2 separate regions of the Mus musculus genome follow, and region 2 is linked to region 1. The links are chromatin loops, found by intact Hi-C in ENCODE. Cell type or tissue: heart. All regions are shown on one strand. Links, peaks and the distances in the headings refer to the core of each region. The heading gives the core; the rest is flanking DNA.

Region 1 (8,207 bases), core at 3,289-5,788:
CACCCTTAGACAAGTCCTCACAGTGGTGCTATAAGTAGGCCAAAGGAGAACTCTCTGGCTCACGTATAAACAAGGAGGCAACCAGGTGTAATCCCAGCACTTTGGAGGCAGAGGCAGGCAGATTTCTGTGAGTTCAAAGCCAGCCTGATTTATGGAGTGAGTTCAAAAACAGTCAAGGCTACACAGAGAAATCCTGTCTTGGAAAACAGCAAACAACAACAACAACAAACTCAACCAAAACCAAAACCAGGGAAGCAGCCACGATAATTGCTTTTGGCTGCAAAAACAAAACAAAACAAACCCCATATTTGAGCCTGTTGCTTGCCTCTCATAGAGGTGTGGAGTTCCTCGTTAAATGGGCCACAGACAGTGGGAAGCAAAGGCACAGATGAGCCTCTGTGTCCTTCCCTAACTGAGTATTGGACCTGACCTGGCCATGTCTAGCTAAATGACTGTGGGAGGTCAGCTCTTCTCCCAGCTGGTCAAGGACCCAGCTGGTCAGTCCCTGAGGTCTCTCATGACCTCCCAAGCCCACAGCTTTGCATACCCTTCCTGTCAGGGAGGCATCCAGGGTCCTCATTGCACCTGTGGAACCCATCATCACATTCCACTCGTTCCTGCCGTCCTCCCTCCGACCGTGAGGTTTGAGGAACCTGTTATATCTGGCTTTTTCATAAACACTTGCCTTTTAGGACATCAGGGAAATACAAGAACTCCATGTTGGAAACCTCAGAGGAGGGACAGGTTCTCCCTGACTACCACAGTGCTTCAGGCACGGCCTCTACTGTTTAAAAAAAAAAAAATATGGTGAGGTCTGACAGCGGCTTCCAAGGGGGCTTTGGCATTCCAGAGCAAAGTCAGGTGACAGTAACCCATTCAGAGCCCAAAGTTGGAGCCAAGCGTTGGGGCTTTTATTAACGGTGCAGCAGCGGAGCATTGTCCGTGGTGGCTCCAGTCCACAGGGACAGACTTGGAAATGCTCTCCGAGGCTGGCCTTGTGTTGAATCCTTGGGGATCTGCCAGATTTGCAAGGAAACTGTCTTTAATTCACACCTGGATGCTGTCCAATGGAATTTACTTATGTGAAGGCTGTCTCTTTTCTCTCTCCCTGTGCAGAGGCTCCTGGACGCTCTCTGCAATTGAACTTGCTGAATTGTTATGAGAATCTCAATTTATTTGTTTTCCTTTATACACTCTTCATTCTGCACAGCCAATGTGCATAAAAGATAGGAAGGTTTCGAAAAACAGTAGAAGAGAGATAATTACATAAAATTCTAGTCTTAACAGATTTGTGTTTATTTTGAGATTGTATTTATCGGCTCCAGAGGCATCCAGCAAGGGCTTCAGTCCTTTACCAGACTTCCTGTCTCGAGAGGCGGTTGTGATCACAGACTTCTTGCTTCCTGAGAATGTCTTCAAGCTTGTTTCCCTTTTTTGCGTGTTGGGATAAAACAAAAAGCTCTGGTTCTTTCATACCTCACAGATTCGGATGAGGTTAGAGATGCGGTGACCTCCAACCTTGGCAGGGTCTCCGTGAACTGATGGCACCCTGGGATGCTGGCCTGAATTCATCCCGCAATAATCCTGGCTGAATAGCGAAAGCCCACGAGCTTAGTCCAGTGTCCCCAGGAAGGTCCCCAGGAAGGTTTCTGTGCACACGAGCTAGCTGGACCGCTCCTGTGGGCAGCACCCAGCCACAGCAGAGTGAGGCCGAGCCTGTGACATATGGCCACATGCTTCAGCATAAAGGGGAAGGGGCTAAGCACACTGCCCACAACAGCCCAGGATGGCCTGTCTTCAGTAGAAGCCAGGGTAGGAGAGAGACAGATGCCCAAAGGCGAACACAGATGTTCTCATCTGCTAGCTGGGCAGGAGAGGGGCATCCCTCCACCTTGTGCTCTGCTGTCTGGCTCCTTAAACAGTAAGCACATTAATTTTATGATTCTAAGAGGTTTTGGGGTTTTTTTTTTTGTTGTTGTTGTTTTGTTTTGTTTTGTTTAGGTGGGGAGCTGTTTTGAAGGGAAAAATTCAATATTTAGAGATACATGGCAGGGGACCGTAAGAAGTTCACTTTTCCCCACCCTCAGGGCCACACTAGCTCTCTTTAACAGATAGGTGAGCCGGGCGGGGGGGGTTGTCGCACTTGTACTCAGCACAAGGGTTGTCAGGGTTTGATGAAACAGCACAGACCACAAAATGGGGCTGAGACAGAGAACAAGACGGTGGGGGGAAACCCAGGGGCTTTGCAAGGCCTGCTACAGACCCCACCCACCCAGCCTGCACTCCACTCTCAGGACCCCGTATCTTGACCACCATATGAGAGGTCAGAATCTGTGCCCCGATCCTGCTTGGAGAGGTGGGCAAGAGTGGTGGTACCCATAGGCCTGTCTGCTGCCTTTGGAAACAAGGGGTCCTGGCTTCTCTGCACTCTGTGGAGAGAAGAAATGTTAGTGTCTCACTTGCTCCAGAGAAAGCTGGTGAGATGGGTTGGAGGGGGGAGGGGGACTCTGTCATCCAGGGATTTGCTTTGGGGTTCATTTTCTGAGCCCCACTATGTTGCATATGGCACAGGGCAATCTTCCAGCTTTCCTGGCACGGAACATGATCTTAGAAGGGTCCCATTTGAGCCCCTCATTCATACGCTGGCCTTAGAGGTCTTCCCAAATCTGACAGATGGTCCTTGTTATCAGGAATTGTGGGGTGGCATACAGAAGACACAGCTCTGAGGTGCATACATATGCCTTGCTGCCAAGGTACAGGGGAGAGGGAGCAACTGTTTCGCTGTGACCCCTGCCTGGTCCATGCTCACTTGCTGTTTAACCTAGAGCCTGTGCGTCCTTGCTAATCTGTGAACTCAGGATAACTGTGTACCCCAGAGTCATCCGGTGTCTCACAGGGGCATAACAGCACCTGACATGCAGGACACACTGCCCTGTGTCGAATAGATTGATTGTAATGGGCCTGGGGGGAGGGGGGTGTGAGGAGGTGCTGTGGTTTACAGGAATGTCTTAGAGCAGCCATCTCTCCATGTTGCCCTTCTGCATCCTGAGCTGTCCCAGGCCTGAACCACCTCCACCTCCAAGCCTTTTCCTTTGCTGACTGAGTCATTCTGTACCACACACCTCTCTTCCCACATGGAAGCCTCCATCTGCCACTTACAGTCATACTTAAGTGTTGGGTATGAGTGCTGAGTGCCTTCTGTAGTGCTGGGCATACCAAGGCCCTGAACCCTTAGCTGACTCTGTCAGGTCCTCTGGATGGGTAACAGAGGTCCTGTGGGGCAGAGAGCACAACAGCCTTGGCGGGACAGTTCCTCATACCTGTATGGCTGAACTGGTCTAGACTAAGGATCAAGGACCCTTCTATCCATAGCAGAGGTTATGGGAGATTACCGTCCTGGCATCTGTAAATGAGAGCTATTTCCAAGTCAGGGGCTTGGGCTTAGCTCAGAACCAGCCCTAGGGATCCCTCAAGAACTCAAGAAGCCCTAGGGCTATATTATGATAGGATACACACACCACCACCACCACCACCACCACCACCACCACCACCACCACCACCACCACCACACAACCCAGCAGTTCTGCATGACACAGTTATGTCATGCAAAGGTTGTTTATATAATATGGGTGAGATTTAAATGGACAGAAAACACTTTAAAGAAATGATGTGCTACAACCATATTAGTGGCTAACAAATACAAAAGCGAGCTCATATTTCTGTCTCGTCCTGGACAGTTCTCTCAGTAGTCCCAGCTTAGATTCAGATGGTTTGCCAGTCAGGGCAGGTAAGGGAGGCAAGCCACCAGCAGAGAGAATTCTGAGTGTTACCGGGAGGATCACGGGTGTATCCCGTGCAATTCTGAAAGGACAGTGAGTATAAACCTTACGGAGGATCTACGCGTTAACTATTTTCAAAAGTAAGATTAAAGGCAGTGAAAATCTTTTTAGCAGGTCAGAACCTCTTGTGAATAGTTTGCTGGGTTTGGAAGTCCCGATGAAATGGGCACATCAGAGGAGGGTGTTCGAGTGCAGAGAAGGCCTGGCTAGACATGGGAAATAGAAGGAATCCTTCCCCAGGATAGCATGGATCTTGATTAGCCTCATGCCTTTATCAAGTATAGAAATGCAGGTCCAGAGAAGCACGATTCAAGCTGTTCCATGTGAAAAGTGCCCACAGTGATTAGAATGTGCATGGCGAGGTGTGGCGGGGGCCCTCCGTCCTCTGTCACTGCCTGGGAAACTTGCTGCAGAATAATGGAGCCTAAAGAGAGACACAAGGCACTCCATTCTGCCTGTCTCTGTCTGACTCCAGGGTCCTGTCAGTGCCTGTGACAGGAGATGAGTTGCAGGCATCCTCCTGGAACGGGGGAGGCTTGAGTAGTGTTTGGTGGATGGAGATCCTGTAACGTAGCAGCTCTGGCTCTCACATCAGCACAAACACATCCCCAGCCTCCTCTCCCGGAACTCTGCCCCCTGTTATTTGTCAAGTGTGTTCAGTGTAGATAAAAGCAGAGCCAAATCCATTGCTATCTATTATAAAATACGTCAGGAGACGATAAGACCTGTGTGAAGAATAATGACCAAGTTTGTTCTCTAAAGGTCACCACAACAACATTTTAAGGACCTGGCTGCAGACAATGCATAGGATTTCTGAGCGACAATCAGAACATCAGCCCTTTTTGCTGAGACTGCAAAACTGAAACAGTGTCCGATTCTAATTGGGGCAGATGAAGATGAGGTCAGGGAACTGTAACGGAGGGGATTCATCAACAGCCAACACCAGCTTCTCTGTCGTGTTTCCCTTATTCTTGCAGGCCGCACTGCAAGCCATGGGTATACAGAGGTTCTGCAAGCAGAGGCAAGGCATGCTCGCTGGAGAGCGTGCATGCCAAGGCCTGGGAAAGTGGGTGGCATTCATCATCGGGACCAAGGGGAGCTGTGAATCTGGGGTACTCAATCTGGAGTTCTGGGCTGCATCAAAAGGAGTGCAGGGACAGTGGTCCAGGAGGGCAGCTGTGGAAGTCGGGTCAATGGCTCTGGCAGTTACTTCAGCAGCATTGGAATGCCCCCTCAGGGAAAGAACACTACGTGCCAGGAACCCATACTCTGGTCCTGTGATTTGGGCTGCAGCAAAGGAGATAGGCACATTGATCCAAAGGAGCCTCTGCCGGGGCCGGGGGCAGGGGGTGGGGGGTGGGGGGTGGTGTCTGAGCTGAAAGATCTGGATCAGATCTGGGCATAATGGTGGAACAACACAGACTGAGACTGGTGTGTCAATAAAAGCTGCTGTGATTGGCTTAATTAGATATTTCTAAGCAAAGGCCTGACCAAGCTACCTGAGAGGTGAGAGGTAGTCCGCATCATTGCTGTGGACTAAGCAGAGGACCAGAAAGGTCAGAGCATATGCCATGGGCTACATGTGACTCTGCCCCCCCCCCCCCCCAGACTCCAGCTAGGACAGGTCACCACAGCATCTCAAGGTAGCCTTGTGGTGACCTTCACCGTGCCCTGAGCAGAGCTGTTTCACAAAGGAGGAGCATCCCCATCCCACGCCAGGGCTCTAGGCACTGGGTGTGGGCTCAAGAGGACCATCTGATTTTGATCAGAACCATTAGGCCTTCGAGCCAGGAGGAGGTTGGGGTGCAGCGTTGGGGGAAGGGGACATTCACTTCCTACCCTTGGGACAGGAACTGATGAGACTCCTGTGATCCAGTTCCCAGCTGGCTGAGACTAGCTCTGTCCCTGACTCACGGCCTCAGAGCCTGGGCTCCTTGCCTGCCTTAGCTCCTGGACTTTGCTTTCAATTAACGGACCTTATTCAGCGCCGCTTCAGGTTTAAAGGAGGAGTGAACAGTGAGTCCTCTCGCCCCTCCCCACCCATCTCCGGTTCACATTTGGTGCATGTGTGTGTTTGCCAGTTGCTTAACACATTCATGTTTCCCCTTGGAACTTACCATTCACTCCAGGCTGGTCTGTCACTGTGGGACAGACACACATGACACACGACACACACCACCATCTCCTGCCCACCCATGCTCCTGTGCAGTACACAACTTTGGATATAAACAAAGTAAGGGGAGCTGTTAGGTAGGCACAGTGAGTGGACAAATCAGAGAACCACAATCTGCCTCTGGGTGACAGTGACCGTTGTGCAAGCGTTGGGTGTGGTAATGGAACCTCAGGCCAGGCTCCGTGTCCCAGAACTCGATCCTATCCAATCTCCTTCTCCTTCCCATGGTCACTGGTACAGCAGCCTGGACAGATGTTCTACTCAGAACCTTCTGGCTCCGCTGTGCCTTGTCACGTCTTGGGAAGCTGGCCTGATGCTGTGTTATGGGTGTTGTAAGCATGACCTGTGACCATGACAGCCACCTGCTCCTTCTCTCTTGGCCATGCGGGCCTCCTACACCTGGAGCAGGCAGTCTGGACCTTCCCTTTGCTACACACTTCTGTTTCAGACTATGTCTATATCACAGGCCTGGGAGTCAAACGGGGGCTTCTTGGGCTCTCAGGCCATGGGCAAGTTCAATTTTCTTCTCAAAGAGAGACCAAGTCAGGACTTTCCCTGTAGCTTTTCCTGTGTGCATCAAACAGCTGCAATAGCAGCAGTCAGAGGTGACACATGGCCTTGGACCTTCACTGACATTTCTTCTCTACTGTGTTGTGACAGGTGCTGGTGTTGATGGAGTGGAGGAAATTAAACGTCACCCGTTCTTTGTCACCATAGACTGGAATGTAAGTCGCATGTGGAGGCCTCCACTGTACACACAGGGCAAGGAGGGGGCGGAGGGACTACGGCAGCTGCTTAGTGCACATGGCTTCTGTCTGCCCTAAGAGTCTGAGACAAACACAGCTGTCTACCTGGGTGTGAACATTCTCAACACAGCTGTCTCCTCAGAGAGATGCAAACTGGTGAGCACCCGTCATCCAAAGTCCTGACCAGCATCTGTCATCTTGTTGATGTGAGCTGCTGCTGAGGCAACTGGCTTGCAGGGGTGACTTGCCCCTGTCAGCCTCCTGGGCTCTCCCCTCTCCCAAGGCATGTCTCCTGATATCCATGCTGTGTCATACAACGCCCTCACACGTGGGATTAGTTTACATTTGTCCTAGAGGGCTTTTAAACAGATGTCTATGCATCAGGGTGTTGTCTGGTGCACCGTGAGTTGGCTGTTCAGACATAGCGGCAGTGTGTGAGCATCCAGTGCAGAGCAAACAGAAGCAGGGAGAAGACAAGCAGGAAGAGAAGGGGGAGGGAGGGAGGGAGGGAGGGAGGGAGGGAGGGAGGGAGGGAGGGAGGGAGGGAAGGAAGGAAGGAAGGAAGGAAGAGAGGGAGGGAGGGAGGGAGGAGGGAAGGAAGGAAGGAAGGAAGGAAGGAAGGAAGGAAGGAAGGAAGGAAGGAAGGGAGGGAGGGAGGAAGAAAGGAAGGAAGGAAGGAAGGAAAGAAGGGAGGGAGGGAGGGAGGGAGGAAGGAAGGGAGGGAGGGAGGGAGGGAGGGAGGGAGGGAGGAAGGAAGGAAGGGAGGAGGGAAGGAAGGAAGGTAGGTAGGTGTGAACAGTTTTCAAAAGAACTGTATTCAGGCTCTGAAGTTCTTGGTAGCCAATGCAGAGGTCTTGCTGATCTGATCTGTCCTATCCCTCTGTTTCAGCTGTCCTTTCCCACACAAGTGGTCCAGGTGCCACCCCTTTGTGTCCATGGCAGGGCCACAACTAACCTGACCCCACTACACACATCTGCATGCACATGCATTCGGGAGTCTGTAGACATGTGTGTCCTACACACCTTCGTGATGTGAGCAGTTCACCTCACTGAAAACCCACAGAAGTTCCATGTTCTCAGGGACTCTCTTCACCAGAGGGTCTCCTCCTGTGTCCCTTGGCAGCATGGGCACTTAAGGGTGACAAAGGAGAAGAAGACATTTGCCGGCATCAGTTTCCTGCCCATATCCAGGTGCAGCCTCAGGATGCAGCTGATAAAACAGTCGCTTATTTATTTTGCTTTCCGCTGCCTTCTGTGACCCCCAAAACTACCATCGTATATTTCTACTTTTTAGATGCAAACACCTGTCATCCACCAGCTGTCTCTCGGGGATCTGATGACCTGAGGGCATAGAGCACACCGTCCGCCAGAGTGTGGGTCACCAGTGTTAGCTGAGGCAGGTGGAGGGTGGTAGCTCCCTGTGATTTACCCCGTCTTTCTGCTTGTTCT
Region 2 (8,207 bases), core at 2,566-5,065, 93 kb before region 1:
TTCTTTAAAAATTGTTCTTAGGATACACAGAAAAAGTAAACATCTTTGTTTTTTGCAACTTGAAGCCTAGTGGTATAAAGAGGAAACCAACAGCAAGTTTGACGCGGTGATATCTTTGTTAACTGTGACTTAACATTTGGTCTAAAATTTATTTTACTTTTAGAATACAATGTTTGATAAACCTGGGGCTGTGGAGACCAAGTTACCTAATATGTGTGGAAACATGTTGTGAATTTCAGCTTAAACTAAATCTCATTTAAATATTTCTGTCTGGTATTGGCATTGACCTAAGTGATCAGGCCAGGTGGGCCACTTGCGCAGATGTGTTCCAGAGACTGTTGAATCTGGGGCCATGTGCAGCCTTTGTGGCATGGCCTGAGGCCACAGCAGTGATGTGTTACCACTGCCTCATCCCAAGGTCCAGCTACAGATGAGGAAGTGGAGTCTAAGGAGGCCCCATCTCCTGTGTTGGTCTAAAGACTATCCCTCATGTAGGAGCAGGGCACTGCTGTTATCAATTCTAGCAGTTTCTGGCTTTGTAGCCATTGATGCATTTAGGCACACAGGAAGCCGTTGCCATTGTAAAAAGGTAATTACTCTACGAAATATTTTGGAATGTGCTTCATAGCCTAATTTCTTTTTTTTTTTTTTTCTCTTGAAAACCTTTTCTGGAAGCCAGACAATTTTAAGTGGATCTGACATGTGCACTCAATTAGATTCACACTCCCCCTTTCACTAGAGAGGCTATTAACCTCTGTAAGCCTCTTCTTTCTCGGCCACAATACAGAAATGATAGATGCTGTTGGGCTTAGTGAGTGACTATACGGAAAGACAAACTAGAGTCTGGATGATCAAACTGCTCAGTCACTGTTAGCGGATGAGACTGATAAAGATGTACGTGGGTTTATCAAGTGGCTTTCATATCACCAGTGTTTATCGACTGCGTGGCTCGTGTTGTCCCTGAGATAGAGGCCTTGTCTGGTAACTAGAAGCTCCCGTGCCCTTCCTGCCTGGCAGGGGGAAGGTCAGCTGCCCACAGGATAGGATGGCCATGTTTACTCAGATGGAGTTTCCATCTCCTGGCTTGGGTAAGTGCTCCTCTTATCACCGTGCCTGCCATGAGTCAGCTGCACTTATCCGCGGATCCATCACCCACGTGGGTCGATTAGTCCTGGCTGTTAGAGCACAGAGGTGCTCCAGTGTCCATTTTTCCACTCAGAGCTGAGGAGGAAGGCATCTGAAACCCCAGCAGAGACCCCAAAGGTGCGATCCATCGTAGGTGTATACTCCTGGTTTATGCTCTCTCCAGAGGTAGTAAAGGCTACCTTAATTGATGTAAAATGATGTTATCTGCTAAACGTGAGATCTCCTCTGTTGACTAAAGGTATTGATACGCAGAGTCAGCTTGCTGATGGAATAGCCTGTCGCTTGGTATTATCAAGACCAGGGAGATCTCTGATCTGTTATTTTAGCCATTTCATCCAAAACTGAGATGTCTACCGAATGATAGTCTGTGAGAAATAAGGAGTAAGAAGGGGATTTTCAGTGGTGATAAACTGTTGGGTGGCAGGATTCCATTTACTTCTTTGCTCCATTGTTTAGGTTTGAGGAAAAAAAAATCTTAGAATGGGTAACATGTACTGAGCTAAGCAATTAGCATATAAAACTATGACCTTTACCTCAAAGGAAATTAGTATCTAGAGACAGTGGCCAAGAAATCCACAGAAGCCTGCTCTTGGGGTGGGAGTCATGTGAACTTCTTAGATCAATGGTTTTGGGGGATTTACTTTAATCAGTTGCTGGTTTATTTGTCATGGCAAAGGTAACCAAAGGTTGTCTATGTTCATAGACTGGATCTTAGTTGCTCAACTCCTTTTAAGAAAAACATGGTGTCCCAATCACGGATGTTAAGAAAGCAGCTAGGGTCAAATGTCAACCACGCCCCCAGCTGTAGGTAGACACAGTTTTTATTCTTGGTGACCAATCGAGAAGTGCGTAAGTTCTTCTAGTTCAGATAGTTTACAGGAAAATAATTTCCAATTAAAATAATTTTCAAGTACTCACAGTGAATACCTAGGAAATTCTGTTATACTTGTTGTAGTAGGCTTTGACAGACAGACAGACAGAACTGCAGGCCACAAATCAGAGTGGTCACATTGGTAAAGGTCACTTGGCCATTTATCCTTTACTGCATTTCCTAGACACTATAGCTAATTCTTTCCCAGTGCTCACTGTGTCTGGGATATACCTTATCTTTGTAGCTCTCCCCCCCCCCCCACATACTTTCTTTCTTTACATCAAAGAAATTTATCAAAATAGTTTTGCTTACTCAAAAATACATGTAACTAAACTCTTGAGATTCTGCCAGTTCTCCTTTGGCTGTCTCCATGGTCACAGTGAGACCACAGGGTCACCATGGGGAGGCCACTGGGTGACTGAGGCCACTCAGTACAACTATTTGTTCCTTTTTCATGCATTCGGAAGTAGAAGACAGAACGAAGGGAACATCAAATAAAAGTCGGGACACCTTGATCCCTGATGTCCAGTTACTTGGGAGGTCTCTCTCTCTATATCAGATGTGATAGATGGGTGCTCCTTCCTCAGATATGGTGGGTGTATACTTGGTAGGAGAGGAAGACACCCTCTGAGGCAGCTTCCATAGCCTTGGCTGCAGGGAGGAAGCTGCAAGAGGAAGAAGTGGGAGGTGACCAGTGTTACTGCTGCAGTCCTGACCTTTGAATGCTGCAGTGGAGAGAGTGCCCCTCTGAGGTGGGGGAAGCTGAAGATGAGTTTATTCATGGGAGGTGGAGTTGGTATCTAGTTTAGCCAGAAGAAAATATAAATAAAATATATATTTAATAGTACACATATAAATATAAAACACATTTATTTTATATAATGTCTTATAAATAAAATATAAATAGAAAAATAAATATTATTTATATTTATATCATAATATACTTATAATTATATAAATTTATATTATATAATATATTATCAATATGACTCCCCCCCACCCCCCCACACCCCCCCCCCCCCCCGCCAACATTCTGTGCTGTTGAATAAGCAAGGCTCGAAGAATTTGCCGGGCACTGGTGGTGCACGCCTTTAATCCCAGCACTTGGGAGGCAGAGGCAGGCAGATTTCTGAGTTCAAGGCCAGACTGGTCTACTGAGTGAGTTCCAGGACAGCCAGGGCTCCACAGAGAAACCCTGTCTTGACACCCCCCCCCCCAAAAAAAAAAAAAGACTTGAAGAGTTCTCCAGAATGTTCTGTGCTTACTTAGTTATAGGGCTGTGGTTTGTTGTTTCTTTCTTGGCATTCTGTTTGTAGACACCTTTTCACTTATTAAAACTGTTGAGTTGACCATGGGGAAATTGCTAAGAAGTAAGCTTTTCAGCTCCTGGGTCAGATGCAGACGGATGCAGTGTCTGTATCTGATGCTCAGATATGGAAGGCACTGTTTATGCTTTCTGTTAAGTCAGTGAGGATGAAGCCATGGTAATGTGGCTGCCAATAAAACGAGGAACCTCCTCCCGGGGCTCAGCAGGTAACCGTGGAAGAGCTGCACTTGTGTGCTACTAGGCAGGCAAGGATGCTTTCTTTGCTTAGCTGGCGATTTGCATAGTTCCTTGAGGTCTGCTAAAAGACATAACAACAATATCACTCTGGTCATGGAGACCTGCTTAATCCCCAGCCACAGCTTGCAAAGGTCCCCAGACTCTGTCAGCAGCTGCACTTCCAGTGGTAGAGGAAGTTCTGCACCCCTGAGCCAGCTGTGTCCCTGTGAACGCCTGCTGGGAGCATGCCTACATCTCCCTGGCTAGCTGCCTGTCTACCTCACACTTCCTGTTTTCTTGCCTTTGGCTGGATCACTTCCTTAATCCTTTGGATTACCTGCCTCTTCAACTGCAAAAGACAGCCTGCTTTGTAGTGGTGGTACCTCAGGCCTCCAGAGGGCAGAGATGCATGACATAGGCCAACTAGGGAAGATCTGTATTGGCTATTCCGTGGGGCTATACCCAGATAATAGCCAGACCCTCTGTCCAGGGCTGGCATTATATAGTTCTTGCCAGCTTCCTCTGCGATCCCACTCTGGGTACACACTTGGCTCAGATTAATATTGTCACCAGAAAGCTGGCTTTCCTAGATTACAGTGTCCTTAGGATGAGGGTTTAGGGCTGGTGATACAGCTCACTTGGTAGAGAGCATCCAGACGGTCCTGAGCCTGTCCGTCTGTACCTCATAAAACTAGGTGTAACTCATGCCTGTAATCCCCATACTGTAATCACAGAAGGTAGGGGCAGGAGTTCAGGCTCATCCTTGGCTACATAGAGCTAAAGTTCCAGGCTGGGATGCATGACTCTGTCTCAAAAAGAAGGAGGTTTAGTATTTGTATCTGTCATCTATAATCTCTGTCTGTCTGTCTGTGTCCCCGCCCCCGCCCCCCCCCCCCAGTGTGTGTGTGTGTGTGTGTGTGTGTGTGTGTGAATGTATGTATGTGTGCGTGCGTCCAAGCTGAGGGATGGTGGCAAGGAGTGAAGCCTTGGCAGAAATGCACTAGCTTCCTGGGGAGAAAAGATGAAAATCCAGGAGATTAGGACATCAAAGTAGGGGAATAAGCAGGTCACTACTGGTTGGGACTGGGAAAGAGCCGAAGCCCACAGAAGGTCTGTGTGCCTCTGGGGTTTCCATCCTCACTCTGGCTTTAGCTAGACACTTGTCTGTGAAAATCTGGAACCTGCTGTGATGGGCAAGTGTTCTCCACTGCAAGATGGGGCTTCGTGGGATGGGCAGGACACCTCCTCCTGCCCGTGGATGGGTTATGCCTTTGTGTTTCACTTAGTAAGTGGGTAGCTGAGATTATAATAGAAAGAGAAGTGACTTCTGTTTGGGAATGGCTGTGGCGGGGGCTAGTCTGAGTGTTTGAGAACAGGATCGAGGGCCTTTCGGGAATGAAGGATGGAGGACAGCCTACTGTTGGTGTTGACATCTAGGCATCTTGTGGAGCATCAATGTCTTTATACGCACAAAGAGACAAGGGCGCTGCTTGTTAGGAAGCTGCCTGGCACAGCCCATGTGAGGGAAGTGGGATGGAATAATGGAGTGTAGTGTTCAGGAGGGACAGAGGAGCCCACAGGTAGGCTCTGAATGCTCTCAGGAGCCAGCAGACCCTCATTCAGGCTCATGTGGTCACTGGTAGCCAGAAGCTCCTTGTCAGAGCAGGAAACCCAGAAGAGCTGGTATGAGGTATCTCTCTCTGTAACTCACAACAGGCTTGCAGAGGTGCGCAGGGACCTTTGTAGCTGGTAAATGATTCTCCATTGCTTGGTTGACTTTGAAGCTAGTTGGAAGGGAAAAAAAAAAAAAAACAGACAAAACCAGAAGAAAATGTTTATTTTTTAGAACACCTTTAGCTTTTGAATTCCATTTAGTCAGTTGTCACGGTGGAACCCGGGAGAGATGGGCTACTGGACTGAAGGCAGCAATGGTGTTGCTAACCTTCGGTCTTCATCTCAGGGAGTCCCCGAATCAGCACAAGGCTGAGCATGCCTTATATTTATTTGTAAAATGTGGTGATGCAGAACACAGGAATGTTCATGCGTGACTCAATGGAGGGACTGCAGAACCTACCGCCAGAGGAAAGTGGATAAAGCTGTCTCACTTGAGGTTGGCATGCTCTATCTTGCTCTGTCCTTTGATAGTATGGTACTGTGGTCCTGATGGTGCCTGGCAAGGGTTGTACTTCAGAACAAACCTGTCATGGTCCTTGTGTATGTGGGGGAGAGGAGAAGAGGTAGCAGTCTGCAGTGAGCAAACACAACCTCTCACTACCCATGACTTTCACTTTTCTCCGTTACCCCTGTCCCTGTCTCAGCCTGGAGGGGATGCTACCCTCTGTCTAACCCATTCATCTTTCCTCTAAGATGGTCATGAGGACTCCATTGTGGGGGTGGCTTGTTCAGCTTGGCGGGCGTCTCCAGCATCCAGCCTGTACCAGGTACTCCTTGCAGCAGCCAAGGAGGCACCACGAGCTGCGTCAGGTGTGTGAAGACGCCTTCTGGACAGAAAGCGATTTGGTTGGCATGGTCCTAGTTTGGAAAGGAGTGTTACTGCTGAGTAGTTGGGTGGGACCTGGGTGGCAATGCTCAGTGATCCCCCACATCTGTGTCGGCCTTCTGTGTTGTGACACAAGTAGTAAGGATGCCAGTTGACTTTGGCGACCGATCACTCCACTTGAGTGTAGACTTCACCTCTGGGGTCCTTGCTGAAATACTTGATACTTGACTTCATCAAGGTCACCAGCAATAGCAGCTGAGCTCCAGTTCCTTCCACTGTTAAAATAGCACTCGCTGCCTTTGAGGAATCTATCAGAAGACAACAAAGCTGTCTGTGTAGCAGGCATGGTGGGTACCTCGTAAGGGCTAGTGAGGCGGGAGAGTAGGCTATGGTCAAACTCCGTCACTTCCTTCTAACCACGGATTCTAAACTCACACACCACAGCAGTGGTGCCATGCACATATGAGATACAGGATACGTGTCTTGCTTGATGGCACCCTTCTGTGGCTGGTCATTGTAAAGCCTCATCATTTAAGATCATCATTAGGTCATGTGGGAAGGACTGCATGTAGAGTGTAGTGTGGGCTGCCTGGGTACACACTGGGTCTTCCCAGTACAGTGGACATCTTCCATTTGCCCTTCAGAAAGTGTCAAAAAGCCATTCAGGCTGGCGTTGGAGGTCAGAAGCTAGCAGAGTAGGGGGTTCAGTGCCATCTCCGCTGCAGATGGAGCACCTGCTCACGACTGGCCATGGCTCTCCGGAGGCCATGGCTTCCCCAGGGCACTTTGGTGGGTCCTGGTGATCATCCAGGAGGGGATACAGCTGAGCAAGAAGCTGGAAGCACTTGTTGTCTCCGTCTGGAGCCTCCTCCCACCTTCTTCAAACCCAGTGTCCTCTATTGTCCCTCCCCGTTCAGGCAGAGGAGTATGTGAGCAACATCTTATAACCCCACTCCCACCCACTGCACATCTGGACAGGAAGGGCGTGACTTATGAACTTCATAGGTCAGTGTTTCTGTCCATCATGACTTTCATCCAGTTCTTGTCTCAGCTAAGAAGCAGGGGCGGCATGTCTGATGTATCGTCAGAAATCTCACAGTACTTTTCTGTCTTCTCTGTTTGTCACACATCCTCTTCCTCTCGGCTCCTCTCTCCTCTTGCAATCTCTGGATCACACATTTGCACATCAAGCCAATAGCAGGCTCCAGAGGGAAGAGCCTATGCTCTCCATGGTGTACATGAAAGGGTAGCAAGGTCCAGGCCCTGGTGAATGCCTGTTTCCCAGTTAGGTGGACCCACTGAGATGCCATGTTTGACCAAAGTTCTGAAATAAAGCCACAATGAACAATGCCACCATTTCCTGCTGGGACTTCCATGGCAGGAAGTAAAGTAGGAACAAGTTGGGGTCAGGATGCAAGGTGCACTCCAGCTGTAGAGCTACCCACCCCTCTCCAGCATTCCCTGGGGCCTTGCCAATGTCATGGGCTCAGAGTGTTACGGCTTTGGCAGATAGTGTGTATTCCTGGAGGGTGCACAAGGTGGTTATTGGTTGGCTCCCAAAGATAGTCACAGCCTCGTTCCTGGGACTGATAGATGTTATTGTGTCAGTCAGAGATGATTTTACAGGTGTAATTAGGTCGGGATCTTGAACAGGAAAATGATCCTGGACTCTCTGTGTAATACCCAGTGTCTCTCTAGAAGGAGACAGGGGAGACTCCACTTTGGGGGAGGAGCTGGGGCTACTGTGGTGGAGGAAGAGTGTAGTCATGAGGATGTTCCTAGTCTTCAGGAGGGAATATCCCTGCTACCAGCTGCAGGGCAATCAGGAGACCCTGGCCTCTGGCTCTATAGAGAGAGCACTGCATGCTGTGCTGATTATCACCCAGGCCATGGGTAACAGATGAACCTGTCAGTCCGATTTCACATCTTAGTGCCTTGCAAGATGGAGGTGGGTGTGACTCAAGCAGAGCAGTGTAGGTGAACGAGGTCTGGACAGGGTTGGCCTAAAAGGTGGAAGCTGCAGGCTCAGCCTGTCCAGAAGTGACCAGGCAGCACAGCTGTCCCAGGGGTCTCCTGTACCCTGGGGGCTGCAGTCTGTAAACAACACTGGATCTGATTTACTATCCGTGTGGTCCTGTGTGAGCAGA

Evidence for each region. Peaks named below come from ENCODE experiments on the same cell type or tissue, not always from the same donor. Only the 100,000 strongest peaks of a DNase experiment are listed, where the experiment ranks them.
Region 2: it touches region 1 in a loop (2.1-fold over the local background); 2 of 42 quality-filtered maps call a loop at or near these places.

What each region holds. Positions count from the first base shown.
Region 1 is chr17:7,264,920-7,273,126 of GRCm38, forward strand. Rps6ka2 (ribosomal protein S6 kinase, polypeptide 2) reads left to right here. Exons shown (of 21, transcript NM_011299.4): 11 at 6,673-6,737. Among named protein-coding and RNA genes, the nearest start is that of Tcp10a, 56 kb to the right of the region's middle. RefSeq lists an enhancer at 3,574-5,049. In heart, for the core only: no CTCF peak of the experiment used is centred there; DNase peaks (open chromatin) are centred at 4,372 and 5,712; H3K27ac peaks cover 2,500 bases.
Region 2 is chr17:7,172,794-7,181,000 of GRCm38, forward strand. All of the region lies in intron 1 of Rps6ka2 (ribosomal protein S6 kinase, polypeptide 2), which reads left to right. Among named protein-coding and RNA genes, the nearest start is that of Rps6ka2, 6.8 kb to the left of the region's middle. In heart, for the core only: a CTCF peak has its summit at 3,927 (motif pointing right); a DNase peak (open chromatin) is centred at 3,808.